Regions from separate parts of the Homo sapiens genome. Here region 1 is linked to region 2. Evidence: read pairs that join two places in POLR2A ChIA-PET (ENCODE). Cell type or tissue: OCI-LY7. All regions are shown on one strand. Each heading gives the region's core, and the rest is flanking DNA. Links, peaks and the distances in the headings are about the cores only. Region 1 overlaps GOLPH3L (golgi phosphoprotein 3 like). Region 2 has its middle 19 kb from the start of CTSK.

Region 1 (11,003 bases), core at 1-8,000, 140 kb before region 2:
CTATTACAATTTATATCTCTATTTGCCTAAGAGATACCTAAAGTGAAAAACAAAAAAATGTTAACTGAGCTGGGGCATTTTTGTGGGGCTAAGTAGATTTGGCAGAGGAGAGAAATGAATAAATAATTCATTTAATTATTTCTAATCAAGAGGATTTAATGTCAGGTCTGGGTCATCTGTATTAACCCTTTGACAGTTTGTTGTTCTATAATGGTCAAGAAGCACTATCCCATTAAAGTATAATAAATGCTGAACATCAGCACAGCTCAGTGCACATCCTCTTTATATCCTCAAATACTGGACTTTATATCAGCATGCTTTCAATACCAAATTAGCCCTTTAAATAGGATCTTTCTTAATAAAGCTTCTCATTGCCCTCACTACTGAAGTAAAAAACGTGTTAGAGATTTGGCCAGAAAGATGGTTTTACTGAAATAAGACTGATGACTAGGAGCACATCTATGGATTAAATATAGACAAAACTACTCCCAGAAACCTTAAATATAGACAGACTTTATTAATTTATGTAGGAAGCCAAAAATAGGAAATAAAAAGATCTGGAGTTCAGATATACTGATATATTCAGCAACTGAAACTTACAATTCCTTCAATTCAGTCAGAGCAGAGACATTTAAAGTAGTCTGGAGGGGTGGGTGCAGTGGCTCAAGCCAGTAATCTCAGCACTTTGGGAGGCTGAGGTGGAAGAATTGCTTGAGCCCAGGAATTCAAGACCAGCCTGGGCAACAAAGCGAGACTCTTGTCTAAAACAAACAAAAAAAAGCTGAGTATGGTGGCACGTGCCTGTAGTCCCACTTAGTTGGGAGACTGAGGCAGGAGGATCCTTGAGCCCTGGAGGTCAAGGCTGCAGTCAGCTGTGATTGCACTACTGTACTCCTGCCTGGGCAAGAGCAAGACCCTGTCTCAAAAGAAAAAAAAAAAAAAAGTGGCCTGGGGGAAACAGGACAGTCATATACCCCAAGAATGGAAATTTTCATGCCACCCCCCTTCCTTCCTTACAAATTCTAATGCTGATTGCATGAACGAGGTGTTGAGAGAGACTTTTCTTCATTTAGACATTTGCCCTAGTGAATGAGGGAGCAAGAGAATGCTAAGAGGGATGAGAGAATATATTTCTGGCTCTAGGACTTTGACATCCAGGTAATTGAATCTGGGACATTCTCATTAGGTTAGAAAAGGAAAGATGAGAAAATCACTAGCAGGATATGCAATTCCAGAGACCATCTGCTCCAAAAATTAGTTTTGTTTCTCATTGCTCCTTATTCAGCGACAGTTATTTCAATAAGCTACATTATTTAGCAGAGTCTGAGAGACAAAGGCTGTGAAAACATGTATTTATGATAGAAAACAAACTCAGAAAAATATAATAGATAGTTCACTTTTTATCTCATTCACATTCTATAGCTGGAGAACTCAAAATCCCATTTAGATATTTCTGCTTATCCAAAAGCACACTGGGTGAAACTAAACCACCAAATGGGAGAAAATGTTCATTGGGTGTGTGTGGCTTCACCCAGTTTATTTACCTATGGAGTGGAAGTGTAGGGAGAAATAAGGTCTGCTTATAATGGTCAAGGTCTATGGAGAAGCCCTGAAGTTGCTCTCCCCAAATCACAAGTCTGATTCAAGAAAAGGAAACAAAAATGATGAAAACATCTCATCACACAAAACTCAGTGATGGGGTCTCTGACAGTCACCAGCCAGCAGGGGAAAAGGAGAAATCCACCTGCCGGCTTTAAGATTTATTGAAGGCTGCCAGCACAGCCCAGATCATTTCTGTGGCACTAGGCTTTGTCCCTTCCACTTCAGGGTCCAGTTCTACTAAGTCCTTGGCTCGATTCATTGCCACATCATACTTGTCATCTGTCAGAGAGGAGAAGACATTCTCTAGCACATCAGAGGAGTGGGCTAGCACCAGGAGTGCTAGTGTTCGCTTGTCCATACGCTGAGGGTCATTTACCCACCGCTCTAGTACACTATCTTGAAGTTTTTTCACTAGTCGCTGTTTCTCTGTTGTATTGGTCACTGGATGAGTAGTCATGTCAAATAGCAGGAAATTCTGCTTCTCAGTGGTTAGAATACCTTTCTCTACTAGGTTCTTTGCGATGCGCTCTCGTACATTTCTCAGCTGGTACTGTAATTTGAAGGGGTTCCAGGTCTCACCTATGAGAAAAAAGAAATAGGACATAATGAACTGAAAGAGAAAAGCAAAATGAAACATGTAGTTGTTTGGAAACTTGAATGGCTAAAATGTTTAAAAGCATAATCTTCATTCCTCAATTCATTTAATCCTTAGTCCTTTATAATCTGGCTTTGACTCCAACCACATTTCACATTAAACCAGCTTCAAAAAATGTCACCAAGGACTTCCATATTGCTAGAGCTTATAGACTTTATTTCTGTTCTTATGTGACCTCTGTGACACTGTAATTATTTATGTATTTTTCAAATTCTATTTAGGACACCAGTCTCTCCCAGATGATTTCTACTCTATATTGTGGAAGTTCTATTTGCTGGTGAAGCTAAGAGGACTGAGGTTCCCTACCCTATTTGTAGAGCAGAAGCTCTATCCCAGGCCTGGTAGGCTGACAATATTTAGACTTCAATTGCTCCCATTCCAGCTTGTTCGTAGATTAGAGATTCTGCAACAGAAAAGGCAAGTCAAGAAGACCAGGGGCTAACACCTCTTTCCCCCAGCACCTACTCATACAGCAGGTGGGTATCACTGTAGGAGAAGTGGGCCCTTGTGCAGAAGTTCTGCCCAGGAGGGAAGGAAGGCCTGAAGAATGAAGAGCTCCAAAGCTCTGCCTGAGAGGACTGACTTTATTTGGAACACAGTGTGGAGAATTCTATGCCTAAGGGTGTTGAAAACCATAGAGATCTTGGTGGAGAGCAATTACAAGGTGCTGCTAGCTCTATGGCACTGGTATGACAAACCCAAATGGCAAAGCCTCCAGAAGTTTAACAGGCAGAACCAGAGAAACAGAAAGCCAAGAAAAGTCCTTCTGGAATCATGACCAACACTGGGGGTTGGGAAGACTGTGTGCTTGCACCAGGCTGCACCCACTCAGGAGCAATCAGAGCAGGACGTGGGGCTTGACTTGAGAGTATTCCCCAGACCACACATAGATCTATCAAAAAAGGGTGGATGCTTCACTGGCACCAAGGGCTAAAGCACAACCACTGAACCAACACTGGCTGAACAATAAGCTACCCTAACTCAGAGGCAACTCCTAGAAAGCTAAGCTTAAAAATAATAATAATAGCCGGGTGTGGTGGTACACGCCTGTAGTCCCAGCTACTTGGAGGCTTAGGCAGGAAAACCCAGGAGGCGGAGGTTTCAGTCAGCTGAGATTGTACCACTGCACTCCAGCCTGAGTGACAGAGTGAGACTTCATCTCAAGAAATGAAAAATAAAAAATAAAAATAAAATTAAAAAAATCACATACATCCCTGGTGTATGTCCAAGGATGTACTCTCTCCGAGAAGAAATCAGAGAGGGAACTTCCAAGCTGCTAGTTCCTCACTGAATGTGGGGCAAAATGTAAACTCCCTGATTTGTGATGGCTATGTCAAAATCACACACACATATCCAACAGTAAAGGATAAAAAAATTTAATTGGCTAAAAGGTCTTAAGCACAACCTTTGACTAATAAGTGGCTTCTACTGACCCACTGGCAACACACAGGGAGTTAGGCCAAAAGATAAAAACAAGAAAATATGAGCAGTGACATCAGAGGCTGCACACTACAAGAGAAACAGACTTCAGAGAGCTGCTGCAGGCAAGTCACTAAGGAAACAAATTACCAAGCAAACAACACAATCAACCTCTAGTGGGAAGGAGAAACCAGTATAGCAGGTGTCCCCAACCCCTGGACCATGGACTGGTACTGGTCTGCAGCCTGTTAGGAACCCGGCTGCACAGCAGGAGGTGAGCCATGGGTGAGTAAAGTTGAGCTCTGCCTCCCATCAGATCAGCAGTGGCATTAGGTTCCCACAGGAGTGTGAACCCTATTGTGAACTGCACATGGGAGGGATCTAGGTTGCATGTTCCTTGTGAGACTCTAATAAATGCAATGCACTTGAATCATACCGAAACCATCCCCCCGTCTCCCACCCCAGTGGAAAAACTGTCTTCCACGAAACCTGTCCTGGTGCCAGAAAAGTTGGGGACAGCTGCAGTGTAGTATCCAGAGTTGCACAATTATCTAAAATGTCCAGTTTTTGACAAAAAAGTATGAAGTATACAAAGAATAAATTGTGACCCATTGACCCATTCAGAAGAAAAAAAGCAGGCAATGGAAACTGCCTTTGAGAACGCTAAAATGTTGGACTTTACAAAGACTATAAAGCAGCTTTTATAAATATGTTCAAAGACCTAAGGGAAACCATGACTTATCATATAGAGAATATAAATAAAGACAGAAATTATAAAAAAGATCCATTTAGACCAGGTGCGGTGGCTCACGCCTGTAATCCCAGCATTTTGAGAGGCTGAGGTGGGTGGATCATTTGAGGCCAGGAGTTCAAGACAAGCCTGGCCAACATGGCGAAACGCCATCTCTACTAAAAATACAAAAATTAGCCAGGTATGGTGGGCACCTGTAATCCCAGCTGCTCAGGAGGCTGAGGCAGAGAATCGCTTGAACCTGGGAGGTGGAGGCTGCAATGAGCTGAGATAGTGCCACTGCACTCCAGCCTGGGCAACAAAGCAAGACTCCATCTCAAAAAAACAAAAACAAAAAAACCATTTAGAAATCCTAGAGTTTAAAAGTACAACAGACTGGGCATGGTGGCTCACGTCTGTAATCCCAGCACTTTGGGAGGCTGAGGCAGGCGGATTACTTGAAGCCAGGAGTTTGAGACCAGCCTGGCCAATATGGTGAAACCCTGTCTCTACTAAAAATACAAAATTAGCCGGGTATGGTGGTGTGTGCCTGTAGTTCCAGCTACTCAGGAGGCTGAGGCAGGAGAATCACTTGAACCCAGGAGGCGGAGGTTGCAATGAGCCAAGATCACACCATTACACTCCAGCCTCAGCGACAGAGCGAAACTCAAAAAAAAAAAAAAAAAAAAAAGTACAACAAACAAAATGAAAAAATCACTCAAGGGATCCAACAAGAGATCTGAGCTGGCAAAATAAAGAATTAGCAAACTTAGAGATCAAAGAAATTATGTAATATGAAGAACAAGGAGAAAAGAGAATGAAGAAAAATGAACAGACTCAGAGAAATATAAAGTATCATCAACTTGATGAACATACATAAAATGGAAGCACCAGAAGGAAAGGAGAGAAAGAGGCAGAAAAAATACTCAAGAAAGTAATGGCTAAAATCTTGCCAAACGTGATGAAAAACACTCAACCACACATTGGAGAAGTTCAACAAACTCCAAGTTGGATGAACACAAAGAGACCCATATCCAACATCATAGTAAAAATGTTGAAAACCAAAAATAAGTGGAAAATCATGAAAGCAGAAGAGAAAAATGACTTATCACATCACAGTGGAACTTTGTAAGCTTAATAACTGACTTCCCATTAGAAAAAATGCAGGCCAGAAGAATGAGTAGACTTATTCAAAGTGAGGGTAGAAACTATTAGCCAAGAATCTTATAACTGGCAAACTATCTTTCAGAAATAAAAGCAAAGCAGGTGTGGTGGCATGCACTTGTAGTCCCAGCTACTCAGGAGGCTGAGGCAGGAGAATCACTTGAACCCAGGAAGTGGAGGTTGCATTGAGCTGAGATCGTGCCACCGCACTCCAGACTGGGTGACAGAGTGAGACTCTGTCTCAAAAAAAAAAAAAAAAAAAAAAAAAAAACCCTAAAAAAAACAAAACAAAAATGAAGGCAAAGAAAAATTTCTAAAAAGGAGAAAAAATAAATACATTCCTAGATCTGAAAGAGTTCACTGCTAGCAGACCTGCTTATAAGAAATATTAATACTAAAACTAAAGGGAAGTTGTTAAGGCTGAGAGCAGGACACACTAGACAGTAATTTGAATCCACGTGAACAAACAGTAAAAGTAATTATGTAAGTAATAAAAAAGATGGTATAATTGGATACTTCATCTCAACTGATTTATAAAGCAATTGCACAAAACAATATTTATATAATTGTTATTGTTGAGTTATAATTTTTAACTTTTTAAACTTTTGCGCAAGGTTATAACACATAGAAATGTAATAATAGCACAAAGAAAGAGGGTGGGAAAAAAGTTGTGTTGAAGTAAGGAAAATGACAACAGATGGTAACTTGAATCCACAGGAAGAAATGAAGAAAACCAGAAATGGTAAATAAGGAGGTTAATATAACAAACTCTATAAGTATATATTTGTGCTTTCTTCTCTTCTTTAATAATTACAACAATGAATTGTTGAATTTGTAACACATAGAGATGTAATACGTGTAACAATATTGGCATGGTGGGCCCATGCCTGTAATCCCAGAACTTTGGGATGCCAAGGTGGGCAGATTGCTTGAGCCCAGCAGTTTAAGACCAGTCTGGGTAACATAGTGAAACTTTGTCTAAAAAAACAAAACAAAACAAAAAACAACAACAACAAAAAACCCAAAAGCCAAAAAAACAAAAAAAAAAAAAAAGAAAAGAAACATATAGCAATATTAACACAAAAAGAGGGAGAGGGAATAGAGTTATATAGAAGTAAAGTTTCCTTGGAATTAAACTTGGTATAAATCTTTTTTTTTTTATTTTTTTTTTTTTTTGAGACGGAGTCTCACACTGTCGCCCTGGCTGGAGTGCAATGGCATGATCTCAGCTCACTGCAACCGCTGCCTGCCGGGTTCAAGTGATTCTCCTGCCTCAGCCTCCTATGTTAGATTTACTGGAGAAAGACTTGAAAGCAACTTTTTTTTTTTTTTTTTTTTTTTGGAGACAGGGTCTTGCTTTGTTGCCAGGCTGGAATGGAGTGGTGTGATCTTGGCTCACTGCAGCCACCACCTCCCCAGCCCAACTGATCCTCCCATCTCAGCCTCCTGAGTAGCTGGGACTATAGGCATGTACCACCATGTTCAGCTAATTTTATGTTTTGTAGAGATGAGGTCTCACTGTTGACCAGGCTAGTCTCAAATTCCTGGACTCAAGTGATCTTCCCACCTGAGTGTCCCAAAGTACTGGGATTACAGGTGTGAGCCACCACACCCACTACAACTATCTTTTGTTTTTTTTTTTGAGATGGAGTTTCACTCTTGTCACCCAGGCTGGAGTGCAGCGGCACAATCTTGTCTCACTGCAACCTCCACCTCCCAGGTTCAGGTGATTCTCCTGCCTCAGCCTCCCAAGTAGCTGGGATTACAGGTGCCCACCACCACGCCCAGCTAATTTTTGTATTTTCAGTACAGACGGGGTTTCACCATGTTGGCCAGGCTGGTGTTGAACTCCTGACCTCCAGTGATCCACCTGCCTTGGCCTTCCAAAGTGCTGGGATTACAGGTGTGAGCCACCGCACCCAGCCACAACTGTCTTAAAGATGCTCAAATATTTAAAAAAATGGATAAAGACAGGAAAATAATGTAGAAGCAAAATGATAATATCAATAAAGAGATAGAGAAAGGGACCAAAAGGAAATTCTGGAGCTAAAACTTATAATAACTGAAATAAAAAAATATACTAGGGGGGCTGGGCATGGTGGCTCATTCCTGTAATCCCAGCACTTTGGGAGGCCAAGGTGGGTGAGTCACTTGAGGTCAGGAGTTCAAGACCAGCCTGGCCAGTATAGGGAAACCCTATCTCTACTGAAAATACAAAAATTAGCTAGTGTGGTGGTGGGAGCCTGTAATCCCTGCTACTCGGGAGGCTGAGGCAGGGAGAAGTGCTTGAACCTAGGAGGCAGAGGTTGCAGCGAGCCAAGATTGTGCCACTGCACTCCAGCCTGGGAGGCAGAGCAAGACATTCCGTTTAAAAAAAAAAAACAAAAAAACAAAAAACGAAAAACAAATTTGAAGAAGCAGAAGAAATAATCAGCAAGCAGTTCCCTGTTAGGATACACCCTCCAGATCAACAGGGAAATATTATGGCTACATTTGAGCCTTTTCCTTTTAAATTTGGGAAACGCCATGAGGGGCCCGTCTGGGCCTGTTCCAAACCGGGGCATTTCCAGCTTAGGCCATTCCCTCATCCCTGTACAATATCTGTCCCCCGCCATAGCAGGTAGTGCCGCAGTAGATTTATGCTGCACAAAAGCTGTGAGCCTTCTGCCTGGGGAACTCCCGCAAAAGGTCCCAACAGGAGTCTGTGGACCCTTGCCAGCGGGAACGATAAGATTACTTCTAGGAGATCTAGTTTAAGTTTAAAAGGAGTACAAATACATACAGGAGTCCTTGATTCAGATTACAGTGGGGAAATTCAAATTGTTATATCTACTTCTGTTCCCTGGAAAGCAGAGCCAGGAGAGCGTATAGCACAGCTCCTGATTGTACCGTATGTGGAAATGGGGAAAAGTGAAATTAAATGAACAGGAGGATTTGGAAGCACAAATAAACAAGGCAAAGCTGCTTATTGGATGAATCAAATTACTGATAAATGTCCTACCTGTGAAATAACTATTCAGGGAAAGAAATTTAAAGGTTTGGTAGCTATAGGAGCAGACATTTCAATCATTTCTCTACAGCACTGGCCGTCTGCGTGGCCAATTCAACCCGCCCAATTTAACATAGTTGGAGTTGGTAAGGACCCTGAAGTGTATCAAAGTAGTTACATTTTCCATTGTGAAGGGCCCAATGGACAACCTGGGACTATTCAACCAGTTATAACTTATGTACCTATAAATTTATGGAGAAGAGATTTATTACAACAATGGGGAGCACAAGTTCTAATTCCAGAGCAATTATATAGCCCTCAAAATCAACATATGATGCATGAAATGGGGCATGTCCCTGGTATGGGACTAGGAAAAAATTTGCAAGGTTTGAAGGAACCACTTCAAGTGGAAAGACAAAGTTCCTGCCAAGGTTTAGGATATCATTTTTGATGGCAGCCATTGTTAAGCCTCCAGAGCCTATACCTTTAAAATGGTTAACAGATAAGCCAATTTGGATAGAACGATGGCCACTAAGTAAAGAGAAACTAGAGGCTTTAAAGGACTTCGTTAATGAACAATTAGAAAACGGACACAGCTCCAACATTTTCCTCTTGGAATTCTCCAGTTTTCGCAATTAAGAAAAAATCAGGTAAATGGAGAATGTTAACAGATCTTAGAGCCATCAATTCAGTTATACAACCTATGGGAGCATTACAGCCAGGACGGCCTTCTCCTACTACAATTCTAAAAATTCGCCTTTAATAGTTATAGATTTAAAAGACTGTTTCTTTATTATCCCCTTAGCTGAGCAAGACTGTGAATGGTTTGCATTTACAATTCCTGCAGTAAACAACCTGCAGCCTGCTAAGCGTTTTCACTGGAAAGTGTTGCCACAAGGCATGTTAAACAGTCCAACAATTTGCCAGACTTATGTAGGGCAAACAATTGAACCTACTCGTAAAAAATTTTCACAGTGTTACATTATTCACTATATGGATGATGTATTTGTGCTGCCCCCACTCAAGAAATATTACTCCAATGTTATGATCACTTGCAAAATTCGATTTCTCGTGCTGGTTTAATTACAGCTCCTGACAAAATTCAGACTACTACACCTTACTCCTACTTGGGGACCTTAGTAAATGACACTACCATTGTGCCACAAGAAGTAGCCATACATAGGGATCAATTGAAAACATTAAATGACTTTCAAAAATTACTAGGGGACATTAATTGGATACGACCTGCTCTAGGCATCCCTACCTATGCCATGAGCAATCTATTTTCTATCCTTAGAGGAGATCCTAGTCTCACTAGCCCTCGGCAATTAACAAAAGAAGCTGAGGCAGAGCTGCAGCAAATCGAAAAGCAAGTCCATAAAGCTAAAACAAATAGAATAGATCCAGAGAAGACTCTAGATTTGCTAATTTTTCCAACTCAGCATTCACCTACTGGTGTTATTGTCCAAGAGCAGGACTTAGTAGAATGGCTTTTTCTTTCACATACTAATTCACAGACTCTAACTCCTTATTTGGATCAAATCGCTACCATGATAGGAAATGGGAGAACTCGGATTGTTAAACTATAGGATATGATCCTGAAAAAATTATTGTCCCTCTCACGAAGGCACAAATACAGCAGGCTTTTATAAATAATCTTACTTGGCAAACCCACTTAGCTAACTTTGTGGGTATTCTCGATAATCATTTTCCTAAAATGAAACTGTTTCAATTTTTGAAATTAACTAATTGGATTCTCCCTAGAATAACTAAATTTAAACCAATTGAAGGTGCTGAGAATGTTTTTACAGATGGGTCTGGTAATGGTAAAGCTTCTTATTCTGGCTCTAAAGGTAAAGTTTTCCAGACGCCCTATACTTCACCTCAAAAAGCAGAGCTTGTAGCTGTAACTGAGGTACTGACTGCTTTTAATATGCCTATTTATGTGATTTCTGATTCTTCATATGTGGTTCATTCCACACAGTTAATTGAAAATGCTCAGTTACGATTTCATACAGATGAACAACTGATGACTTTATTTACCCAGTTAGAAACAGCAGTTAGGAGTAGAATGCACCCTTTTTACATCACTCACATTAGGGCTCATAAACCTCTTCCCGGACATTTAACTGAAGGGAATCAAATGGCTGATTGCCTAGCTGCTAATGCAATATCTAATGCTAAACACTTTCGCAATTTAACCCATGTTAATGCCTCTGGTCTCAAAAGCAGATACAGCATTACCTGGAAAGAAGCTAAAGCTATTATCTAGCGATGCCCAACTTGTCAAATGGTATATTCCTCATCTTTTACAGGAGGAGTTAATCCTTGAGGACTGGAACCTAATTCTCTTTGGCAAATGGATGTCACACATGTTCCCTCATTTGGGAGACTAGCTTATGTACACGTATGTGTGGACACCTTTTCTCACTTTGTCTGGGCTA
Region 2 (11,331 bases), core at 1,605-9,604:
TTTCTCTTTAATCCATTTAAAACAGAGGGAAGCTATAAAAATAAAGATTTTTCTTTGAGGCTGAATTGTCAACTTAGGAAGATTTGTTGTTAAAAATTTGTTTTTGCACAAAGTAACTCACTTCATCTTATCTGGAAAGATAAGTTGGTCAAGTGTATGTTTAAAATACAAAATTTAGAGGAAAAATAGAAATAGGGTGAAAAAGTACTTGGTAAACAGTAGTGACGAACTGTGAATATTTTCACTCCAGATTTTGTTATCCCTGGCACAGAGTAGATCTTTTGGGAAATATATACGGAAGTGGATTAAGTTTGACTAACTTTATGTAAGCCACATCTAGAAGAGAACAGTTACAAAGAGTTTGGTCTCTAGATTTATTTGTACCCAGCAGATCAACTTTTGCAAAATTCCTTCGCAGTGCAGTAGTATTAGAATTGTGAATGAAATAGGAGTGTTTCGCATATATGCTTATTGACAATCTTCTCAGTATTTTATCTTACTTGTTCTCTCAGAATTTTCTGTCAACTCAACTACTTGATTTGCAGTCATCCTTTGTTATTATCCTTTAACAAGTTTTATCTTATTTTATTTATTTTTTGAGACAGGGTCTTCCTCTGTCATCCAGGCTGGAGTGTAGTGGCACAATCTCGGCTCACTGCAACCTCTGCCTCCCAAGATCAAGCAATTCTCCCACCTCAGCTTCCCAAGTAGCTGGGACTAAAGGCACGTGCCATCACACCTGGTTAATTTTTTTATTTTCTGTAGCGACGGGGTTTCATCATGTGGCCGAGGCTGGTCTCAAACTCCTAGACTCAAGCGATCTGCCCACCATGGCCTCCCAAAGTGCTGGGATTACAGGCATGAGCCACCACGCCCAGCCTGGCCTCAAATTTTAAAAATTTATAGGTTCCATTTGGTAAAGAAATCAGTATCAGAAGTAATGCTAAAATCTTATAATAGGAAAAGAGATCCACTAATATAGCCTATGGTTATTAGATTTGGGCTACTTTTAATCATGGAATAATCTTATGTATTGGTGTAAGAGTTGATGAATGACTTTACCTGTATGAATTAGAATATTCAAACTGCAAACATTTTGCATCCCTTTTGTGACCTAATTTACAGACATTTAAATTGTGCTGCAATTCTGCTTTGCCATTTAATAAAAAGCTGTTTCAGAAAAAAAAATCCAGTTTTGTATTTTATACTTACAGCACATCTCAATTTGAACTTTTCAGTGTCACATCTCAAGTGCTCAATAGCTTCTTGCAGTTAATGGCTACTGCATTCGACCACACAGGTCTAAGCCCTCATCGCTTTTCCAAAAGCAGAGTTCTGATCAAAAGATTTCCTGTTTTGACCAGGTGCAGTGGCTCGCGCCTGTAATCCCAGCACTTTGGGAGGCTGAGGCGGGAGGATTGCTTGAGCCCAGGAGTTCATGACCAGCCTGGGTAACATGGCAAGGTCCCATCTCTACAAAAAATACAAAATTTAGCTGGGTGTGGTGGCATGCGCCTGTGGTCCCAGCTACTCTGGAGGCTGAGGTAGGAGGATTGTTTGAGCCCAGGAAGTCAAAGCTGCAGTGAGTCGTGATCATGTCACTGCACTCCAGCCTGGGTGATAGAATGAGACTCCATCTCAAAAGATATAGATAGAGATAGATAGATAGAGATATAGATAAATATAGATATAGATATGGAATAATATTTTTAAAATATATTATTATATAATTATAGATCTATTTCCTGTTTCAGCACTGTGGCTCACACCTTTAATCCCAGCATTTTGGGAAGCCAAGGGAGGGAGGATCCCTTGAAGCCAGGAGTTCTCAAGACCAGCCTGGGCAACATAGTGAGACCCTGTCTCTGCAAAAAATAAAAGCCAGACACAGTGTACACCCCTGTAGTCCCAGCTACTTGAGAAGCTGAGGCAGGAGGATCCCTTGAGCGCAGGAGGTTGCCACTGCACTCCAGCCTGGGTGACAGACTAAGACCTTCCTTCTAAAAAAATAAAAACAAACAAAAATATTTTCTGTGTCAAAACTCTTCAATACTTCCATATTGCCTACTAATTTGAACCAAAGTCCTTATTCCAGTATTTCAGATGCTGTACAAAACAAAAGCATTGCTCTATCTTTGCAGTTTCATCTTTGCTATCCTCACACAAGAACCTTATACTCTAAGCAACTAGTTTTCCTCATATTTCCAGATCATCTATGCTTGTCACCCTCTGCACTGTTGACTTGCTTAATGATCCTAATAGTCCTAGCTAACATTAATTGGATGCCAATTATATGCCAATGAGTGTGCTAGACTCTTTGTGCATTATTATTTAATCTTCACAACTCTATGAGGTAGATATTATTATCCTCATTTTACAGAGGAGAAGTTAAACTTCTGAGAGGCTAACTTGTTCAAGAGGACAAAACTGTCCATTGACCTAGAAGTGAACCAACCTTGTTTTTAAAGTAGTGCTTTCCCAAAATTATCGTGTTGCCTCTCTCTTTCTGGAATTTCCTTTTCTCATTTCTGCTGCTTGAAATTCTGCTCCTCCTTAATGGCCCATCTCTGAAAATAGCTCTTACAAAAAGCCTTTCTCGGCCAGGTGCAGTGGCTCACGCCTGTAATCCGAGCACTTTGGGAGGCCGAGGCGGGTGGATCACCTGAGGTCAGGAGTTCAAGACCAGCCTGACCAACACGGCGAAACCCTGTCTCTACTAAAAATACAAAATTAGCCGGGTGTGGTGGCGCATGCCTGTAGTCCCACCTACTCAGGAGGCTGAGGTGGGAGAATTGCTTGAACCCGGGAGTCGGAGGTTGCAGTGAGCCGAGATCGCACATTGCACTCCAGCCTGGGCAACAAGAGTGAAACTCCGTCTCAAAAAAAAAAAAAAGCCTTTCTTTATCCCCAACTGGATGTCACTTTTTGAGCTTCTACCAAGCTTTGAGGCTTTGAGGCTCCTTGTGGCAGACACATAGACTGAGCGCAGAAAAACCATCCTCTTAATTTTCTGTTTAATATGATAATTATTTGTATTTTTGCCTTATGTAACTACCTGTTAGCCCATAAAGTACAGGGGCCCTGTAGCTCCTACTCTTCTTCGTGTCCTCCACAGTATATGATGCGATGGTCAGCAGACACTAAATAAATATTTTCTGATGATTTAAATTATTTCAGCACCTTCATTCCAGTCTGTTGTGGAATCTCATCCTGCACATCACTGCCAAACTGTGCTCCTAAAACACATTTTTATCATGCTGTTTTCTAGAAATGTTTTCTGTTGCCTGCTGCATGAAGTCCTGCGCCCCTGCCTTCCAAGGCTCTTTCCCCATGCTCTGGATCCCTTTCCTGAGCATTTTACTCAATTTGTTTTTGTTTTTGTTTTAAAGAGGGGGTCTCGCTCTGTTGCCCAGGCTGGAGTGCAGTGGCGCGATCTCGGCTCACTGCAAACTCTGCCTCCCTGGTTCAAGCAATTCTCTGCCTCAGCCTCCCGAGTAGCTGGGATTACAGGCACACGCCTCCATGCCAATTTTTTGTAGTTTAGTGGAGATGGGGTTTCACCGTGTTGCCCAGGCTGGTGTTGAACTCCTGAGCTCAGGCAATCTGATGGCTCATGCCTGTAATCCCAGCACTTTGGGAGGCCGAGGCTGGTGGATCACTTGAGGCCAGGAGTTTGAGACCAGTCTGGCCAACATGGTGAAACCACGTTTCTACTAAAAATATAAAAATTAGTGCCTCATCTGTAGTCCCAGCTACTTGGGAGGCTGAGGCACGAGAATCACTTGAATCCAGCAGGCGGAGATTGCAGTGAGCTGAGATCGCACCATTGCACTACAGCCTGGGTGACAGAACAAGACTAGTCTCAAACAACAACAACAACAACAAAAACAAACAAACAAAACCCCAGATTTTGAAAACTCAGCCTCTGATGTAGCCATGCTGGTCCCATGGACCTCCCCAGTTGCCCAATCATTCTTGCCTCCTTTCTAGAATGGCTCTCTCCATTCCTTGGCCTCTTTGTTCTGCAAGATCCACTTCAAGTACTGCCTCCTCAGAGCCTTCTCTAACTACCCCAACTCTTCTTCCCTCTAGCTACACTTGCACGATACAAATTGTACCACGAAATTCTGATTCTGTATTTGTAGCACGTAAGATAGTTTTATCTCACTAGCTAACTTGAAAATACAGGATCTTGTCCTACTCATCTTTGTATTGCACTGTGGCTTAACACATATTTAGATAATAATCAATAAACATTCATTGAATTAACTTTTCCTAATTATAATATTCTACATGGTTTGTCTTCATTTCTGGTTCATCATGACTTGGCAGTGGCTTCTGAGGCTTTAAGCCTTAGGTTTCTCTTTGAATCTCCTCCTGGTATGCAAAAGTCTGTAAACACATACAGTGTTTGAATACATTAGGGGAACATGTCATTAGATAATCTATCCTTGTATCACTTAAGGTATTTTATAAACTTACACATCATCCTGTGACATTCCAAAGCTGTAAACTGGATTTTTGCAAAGCTGTAAATTGCCCTGAAATGGGGCACACTTTTTGCAAATTTATTTCAATAGCGATTGAAAACAAAAAAACAAGGCAAATGTTTTGCACAACAGTTGCACAACAACTAAGTCTTATCCAGAATGCTGCACAACACTAAGTCTTATCGGGAATGCAGACTCCCTTTCATCACAAACGAGGCAACATCTCCTGAATAACGTGGAAAAGGAGAAATGAAAGCAAAATAAGGAAGCTTTGTCCCTGCTTGTTACAGTTGTACCTTTTCAAGCTTTTGAAGTAACCATCTCTTAGCTTCATGCCCCCTGAAAATCAGCTGCTTTAAGTTTCTCTGTCTTATTTAGTCTGTGTGTGTGTGTGTGTGTGAGAGAGAGAGAGAGAGAGACAGTCTTGCTCTGTCGCCCAGGCTGGAGTGCAGTGGTGCAATCTCGGCTCACTGCAACCTCCACCTCCACGTTCAAGCAATTCTCCTGCCTCAGCCTCCTGAGTAGCTGGGATTACAGGCGCGCCATCACGCCTGGCTAATTTTTGTTTTTTGTTTTTTTTTGTAATAGAGACAGGGTTTTGCTATATTGGCCAGGCTGGTCTTGAACTCCTGACCTCAGGCGATCTACCTGCCTCAGCCTCCCAAAGTGCTGGGATTACAGGCGTGAGCCACTGCGCCCTACCCTTATTTAGTCTTAAAGAAAAGGATTTTGAATTTTAGGATGATTCATTCCAATGCTAGTTCTAGTCTCTGTTAATTTACCCAAGTGTGCTAGGAATTTAATAACATACATTATTTTCATAATAAAATAGTTTACTTCTTACTGACCTCACTGTCCAAGAAATGCACAAAGGTGAGGTGAGGAATACCCTTCATGGACTATAGGAGAATATGGGACTAGAAAAGACGATTTTACCATAATGTTGAGTTTCCCCTCAATTAACTTTATGTTAATATTATGCAATAACTTTCTGAAGAAAGAAAACAGAATTCTTGAGTCATTAGGGAAAATAGGAATGTTCTGAATTGAAAATATATATTCTTTCTGATATTCTGTGTAGCTTATCTGCTTGGTGCATTATTTGATCCTAGTAGACATCCCCCATTATCCTACAAGTACTCCTTGTCACCTAGCAATGTGTACTCAAAGAAGGAGCTTAATTTTACCAAGAGAACAAAATAAGACATAATTAGGGAGTACTCTAGAAGCCAGTGATAAGACCCCTCCCCTAACAAATGAATAACAATTGGTGTGACACATTTGATGTGTTACAATTAATTACAAAGTAAGTCACAAGAAATGTATTACTAATAAAAAAGTACCAACAGTTTGAAAGTGACATGTTTAACAATTAGAGCCAATTCAGCAGATTATCCCTATAATAATATTATGTTGATAGATGTGCATTCCAGTATGCTTTCTGGGAGAGAGAAGGGGAGAATTATGGGTAGCTACCAACGACTGATATTATTTTGTGAGCGTGTCCGTGGAAATGTGTCGAAAATGTGAACAACATCTGTCTTCTCTATAGTAATATGGGAAAGTTGAGAATAGCTAAGCTAAAAGGTGTTGGAAGTATACTTTTTTTCACCAGCTTCCCTTCCTCCTTCTCGTGGTAACAGCACCCTGATTTTAAAATGGGGAAACCCTGACACTCCTGGGCTTAAGATAGAACCAATCTTGCCCCTAGCTTCAAGAGTGGGCATAGGTCCCAAGGCCAGCCTGTCAAAGTTTTGTATCCCTCCAGCTACAATGACTGGTTGGGGAATGAGCATGTGACACAATCACAGCCTGCAAGACCTGTATCACGAGGTTCTTTGTTGCAAAGAAGAGTAGTCGATTTTGGCTGACTCAGAATTTGGTAGAAGTTACAAACTGTAAAATGTGGAACTGGCTGAATGGAGGGCGTGGGGATAGGGCAATGAGGACTCTAGTCCAAACTGGAAATTATGAATTCATGAAATATCTGTTGCCTATTGTTTTGGGGTAAGACCACAGGCCCACTGGAGTGTGGTATGAGAAGAAATGGTAGTGCTGGGCGCAGTGGCTCTCCCCTGTAGTCCCAGCACTTTGGGAGATAGACAGGTGGATTGCTTGAGCCTAGGATTTAGAGACCAGCCTGAGCAACATGGCAAAACCCTTCTCTACAAAATACATGCTGGGTGTGGTGACACACACCTGTAGTCCCAGCTACCCGGGAGGCTGAGATGGGAGGATCACTTGAGTGCAGGAGGTCGAGGCTGCAGTGAGCCATGATTGTGCCACTGCACTCAAGCCTGGGCAACAGAGTGAGGCCCTGTCTCAAAAAAAAAAGAAGAGAAAGAAATGATAGGAAAAATTCAGCATGTTGGCATATGTTGGCTCCTTTTGTAGGCTTCAGAAAGTGGCTCACGTCTGTAATCCCAGCACTTTGGGAGGTCGAGGTGTGTGGATCACGTGAGGTCAGGTGTTCGAGACCAGCCTGGACAAGACGGTGAAACCCCGTCTCTACTAAAAATACAAAAATTAGCTGGGTGTGGTGGCGGGCGCCTATAATCCCAGCTACTCAGGAGGCTGAGGCAGGAGAATTGCTTGAACCCGGGAGGCAGAGGTTGCAGTGTGCCAAGATCACACCACTGTACTCCAGTCTGGGCGACAGAGCAAGACTTGTCTCAAAAAAAAGCAAAAAGCAAAACAAAACAAAAAACAAGAAAGAATACAAGAAAGTTACTCAGTAACTTAATCTGAAAGTGTTCTATCTAAAAGCGTAGAGAGAATAATATATCGCTTTGCTAAGTGAAGTTCTTTCTGCCTATAGCCTGCAATATAAAATCCCATAGTTTAGAGCCCTATAGGGTAGAAAAAGTACCAAACTGGTCGGGCGAGGTGGCTTACACCTGTAATCTCAGCACTTTGGGAGGCTGAGGTGGGCGGATCACTTGAGATCAGGAATTTGAGACCAGCCTCGCCAATATGGCAAAACCCCATCTCTACTAAAAATACAAAAGTTAGCCGGGTGTGGTGGTGGGAGTCTGTAATTCCAGCTACTCTGAGGCAGGAGAATCGCTTGAACCCAGGAGGCAGAGGCTGCAGTGAGCCAAGATTGTACCACTGCACTCCAGCCTGGGCAACAGAGCAAGACTCCATCTCAAAAAAAATAAATAAAAAGCACCAAACTAAACTTAATGCAGAGGCAAGGAGGCAAAAGATTTAGCAAGAAATAAGACCAGAGTTCCAGGCTTCTGTCATGCACCTCCAGCTAAGCATTTTCCCAGAAAAGAGGGCAAAGCTCAGATTATGGGTATACATCTGCTCTTATGGCTTTTATTTTGAGCTACTTGGACAAGTACCATTAAATGGAGGTCAGGGGATGGCACAGCACTGAGGTTGATTCCTAGGAGTTTGAAATTCTCAGGTTTAAACATTTTATCTAGAAAAACATTTTTTGGGTGTGACAACTCAGACCAAAAGCTACTGAGCTTTTATGGGAACGTATTGCCAAAGAAACCCCAGGCCCAGCAATCTATTGTATTTTCTAGGTTTCCAATTTGTACCACAGCTAAAGTTGAGTAGGGCATGCCCAGAAAGGGCATTTCCATGTGCCCATCTCTGGCATAGCCATGGAGAATAAGAGACAAGTAAGATCCTCTAGCAGGAAGAAGCAGGAGCCATGCTAGACCATAAAGAAGATCCCCATAGAGAGCGAGCCTCGAGTTTCCCAGTTACCTCGCCAAGGAACTCATTCTACTGCCAGGCAAGGAGTCTTCCATATTCCTGCCTAGCAGGACATAAATTATGCTACAGATCAACAATAACTGTGTGCTATTTTTCATCCATTCTCCTCTTTGCAGAATTAGAGTTTTCATTGTAATTACTCTGTTCCTATTTTTTTTAAAGATATATTGGCTAAGATAGTTTAAGTTTTACCCAGTATAAGCGAATCTGGCCACTTCTCTCTCCCTCTACCATGACCACAGTTTAAGTTCCCACCATTTCCCCACTAGACTTACGTAACAGCCCTCTAACTTCCCTACTTCCACGCTACACTCCGCCCTACAGTCTATTCTTCCCTGTACCCCAGTTCACATCACTCCCCTGTACAAAACTTTCCCATTTAACAAATATTAAGCATCTGCTTGCCAGGCCTCAAGGAGCCATATCCAAATTTGAGAAGGAAATCAGAAAGAAATCATCAGCCAGAAATCCTGGTCTTAAGAGTTGAACACTGTAACCAAATAAGGCCCTGGGTTGTCTCTCACCGGGGAAGAGGAGTTGATAAGCACTCTGTTATACAGGCATGAGCATTTCTTGAATAACTCCTTATTTCTAACAGCATTCTAATTTTGTTTAGATAACCATTGTCCGTAACACCACAGACTGAAATGAAGTCAGACAGGTGGCCTGGGCCGGGCGCAGTGGCTTACACTGGTTAATCCTAGCACTTTGGGAGGCTGAAGCAGGTGGATTACTGGAGTCTAGGAGTTCGAGACCAGCCTGGGCAACATGGCAAAACCTCATCTTTACAAAAAATACAAAAATTAGTGGGGCATGGTGACATGTGCCTGTAGTCCCAGTTACTCGGGAGGCTGAGGTGGGAGGATCGCTTGAGCTCGGGAGGTCGATGCTGCAGTGAGATGTCATTGTGCCACTGCACTCCAATCCGGGTGACAGAGTGAGACCCTGTCTCAAAAAAAAATAAATTAATTAATAAATTAAGGCCGGGCGCGGTGGCTCACGCCTGTAATCCCAGCACTTTGGGAGGCCGAGGCGGGTGGATCATGAGGTCAGGAGATCGAGACCATCCTGGCTAACAAGGTGAAACCCCGTCTCTACTAAAAATACAAAAAATTAGCCGGGCACGGTGGCGGGCGCCTGTAGTCCCAGCTACTCGGGAGGCTGAGGCAGGAGAATGGCGTGAACCCGGGAAGCGGAGCTTGCAGTGAGCCAAGATTGCGCCACTGCAGTCCGCAGTCCGGCCTGGGCGACAGAGCGAGACTCCGTCTCAAAAAAAAAAAAAAATTAATAAATAAATAAATTAATTAATTAATTAAAAAAAAAAAAAAGGCCGGGCCTGGTGGCTCACGCCTGTAATCCCAGCACTTTGGGAGGCCAAGACGGGTGATCACTTGAGGTCAGGAGTTGGAGACCAGCCTGGCCAACATGGTGAAACCCTGTCTCTACTAAAAATACCAAAAATTAGCCGGGCAAGGTGGCAGGCACCTGTAATCCCAGCTACTCAGGAGGCTGAGACAGGAGAATCGCTTGAACATGGGAGGCACACGTTGCAGTGAGCTGAGATCATGCCATTGCATTCCAGCCTGGACAACAAGAGCAAAACTCCATCTCAAAAAACAAACAAACAAAAAAAACAGCCTGGGACCAGATCATGCTGCTTGTAGGCCACTTAATACTTCTGTATTATATTCTAAGTTCACTAAAATATAAACCCAATGAGGTCTTGAATTTTTGTCACTGTTGAATTACCAGAACAGTGCCTGACTCACAGTAAAGGCTTAATATTTGTTAAATAAATGAAAGAGTAATGGGAAAGTTTTGTACAGGGAAAAACAGACTGTAGGGTGGAGTGTAGTGCAGAAGTAGGGAAGTTAGAGGACTATCACATAAGACTAGGGGGAAACAAAGGGAACTTAAACTGTGTGGTCATGCTAGAGGGAGAGAGAAACGGCCAGATTCATATTATATTTTGAAGAGGCAGGGACAGAATTTGCTAATATGGACCAAAAGAGAAGTAGAGAAGAATAACAACAAAATGATTGAGCAATATTTAATTTGGAATCACATGGCTAAATAATATATATATATATATTTTTTTTTTGAGATGGAGTCTCACTCTGTCTCCCAGGCTGGAGTGCAGTGGCGCGATCGCAGCTCACTGCAACCTCTGCCTCCAGGGTTCAAGCGATTCTTGTGCCTCAGCCTCCCAAGTAGCCGGGATTACAGGCATGAGCCACTGCGCCCAGCTAATTTTTGTATTTTTAGTAGAGACAGGGTTTCACCTTGCTGGCCAGGCTGGTCTCGAACTCCTGGCCTCAAGTGATCCACCCACCTCAGCCTCCCAAAATGCTGGGATTACAGGCTTGAGGCACTGTGCCCGGCCTCTTTCTTTCTTCTCTCTTTCTCTTTTACCTGAGATGGGGTCTCACTATGTTGCCCAGGCTGGATTCAAACTTCTGGGCTCAAGCAATCCTCCTACCTCAGCCTCCCTAGTAGCTGGGACTATGCAGGCATGCCACCGTCCCAACCAGAATTTTATTTCTTTTTATGGCTGAATAATATTCCATTGTGTAGAATATTACCACATTAGGCTATCCATTCATCTGTTAATGGACACTGGGTTGTTTCTACCTTTGGGCTTTTGTGAATAATGCTGCTAAGAACATTGGTGTATGAGTATCTGAATCCCTGCATTCAATTATTTTGGATCTAAATCCAGGAGTGGAATTGCTGGATTATATGGTAATTCTATGTTTAAGTTTTTGTGGAACCAACACACTGTTTTCCACTGCAGCTGCACCCTTTTACATTCCCACTAACAACGTACGAGATTTCAGTTTCTTCACATCCTCATCAACACTTGTTATATTCCAGGTTTGTTGTTGTTGTTGTTGTTGTAATAGCCATTCTAATGGGTATGAAGTGTATCTCACTGTGGTTTTGGTTTACATTTCCTTATAGGCTAGTGATGTTGAGCATATTTTCATGTGCTTATTCACCATTTGTATATCTGTTTTGGTGAAATATGTATTCAAGTCCTTTGCCCATTTTTAATTTTTCTTATTGTAGAGTTGTGGGAGTTCTTTGAATATTTTGGATATTAATT

The links. Peaks named below come from ENCODE experiments on the same cell type or tissue, not always from the same donor. Only the 100,000 strongest peaks of a DNase experiment are listed, where the experiment ranks them.
Region 1: POLR2A ChIA-PET joins it to region 2 with 31 read pairs; 3 of 35 experiments call an interaction of 5 or more read pairs at or near these places.

Annotation. Positions count from the first base shown.
Region 1 is chr1:150,646,568-150,657,570 of GRCh38, forward strand. GOLPH3L (golgi phosphoprotein 3 like) reads right to left here. Exons shown (of 5, transcript NM_018178.6): 5 at 1-2,181. The coding sequence ends at 1,754. Among named protein-coding and RNA genes, the nearest start is that of ENSA, 22 kb to the left of the region's middle. RefSeq lists an enhancer at 298-799. In OCI-LY7, for the core only: no CTCF peak of the experiment used is centred there; no DNase peak of the experiment used is centred there.
Region 2 is chr1:150,783,294-150,794,624 of GRCh38, forward strand. It overlaps the pseudogene LOC100132571. Among named protein-coding and RNA genes, the nearest start is that of CTSK, 19 kb to the right of the region's middle. RefSeq lists an enhancer at 11,123-11,267 and a cis regulatory region at 11,195. In OCI-LY7, for the core only: no CTCF peak of the experiment used is centred there; a DNase peak (open chromatin) is centred at 4,838.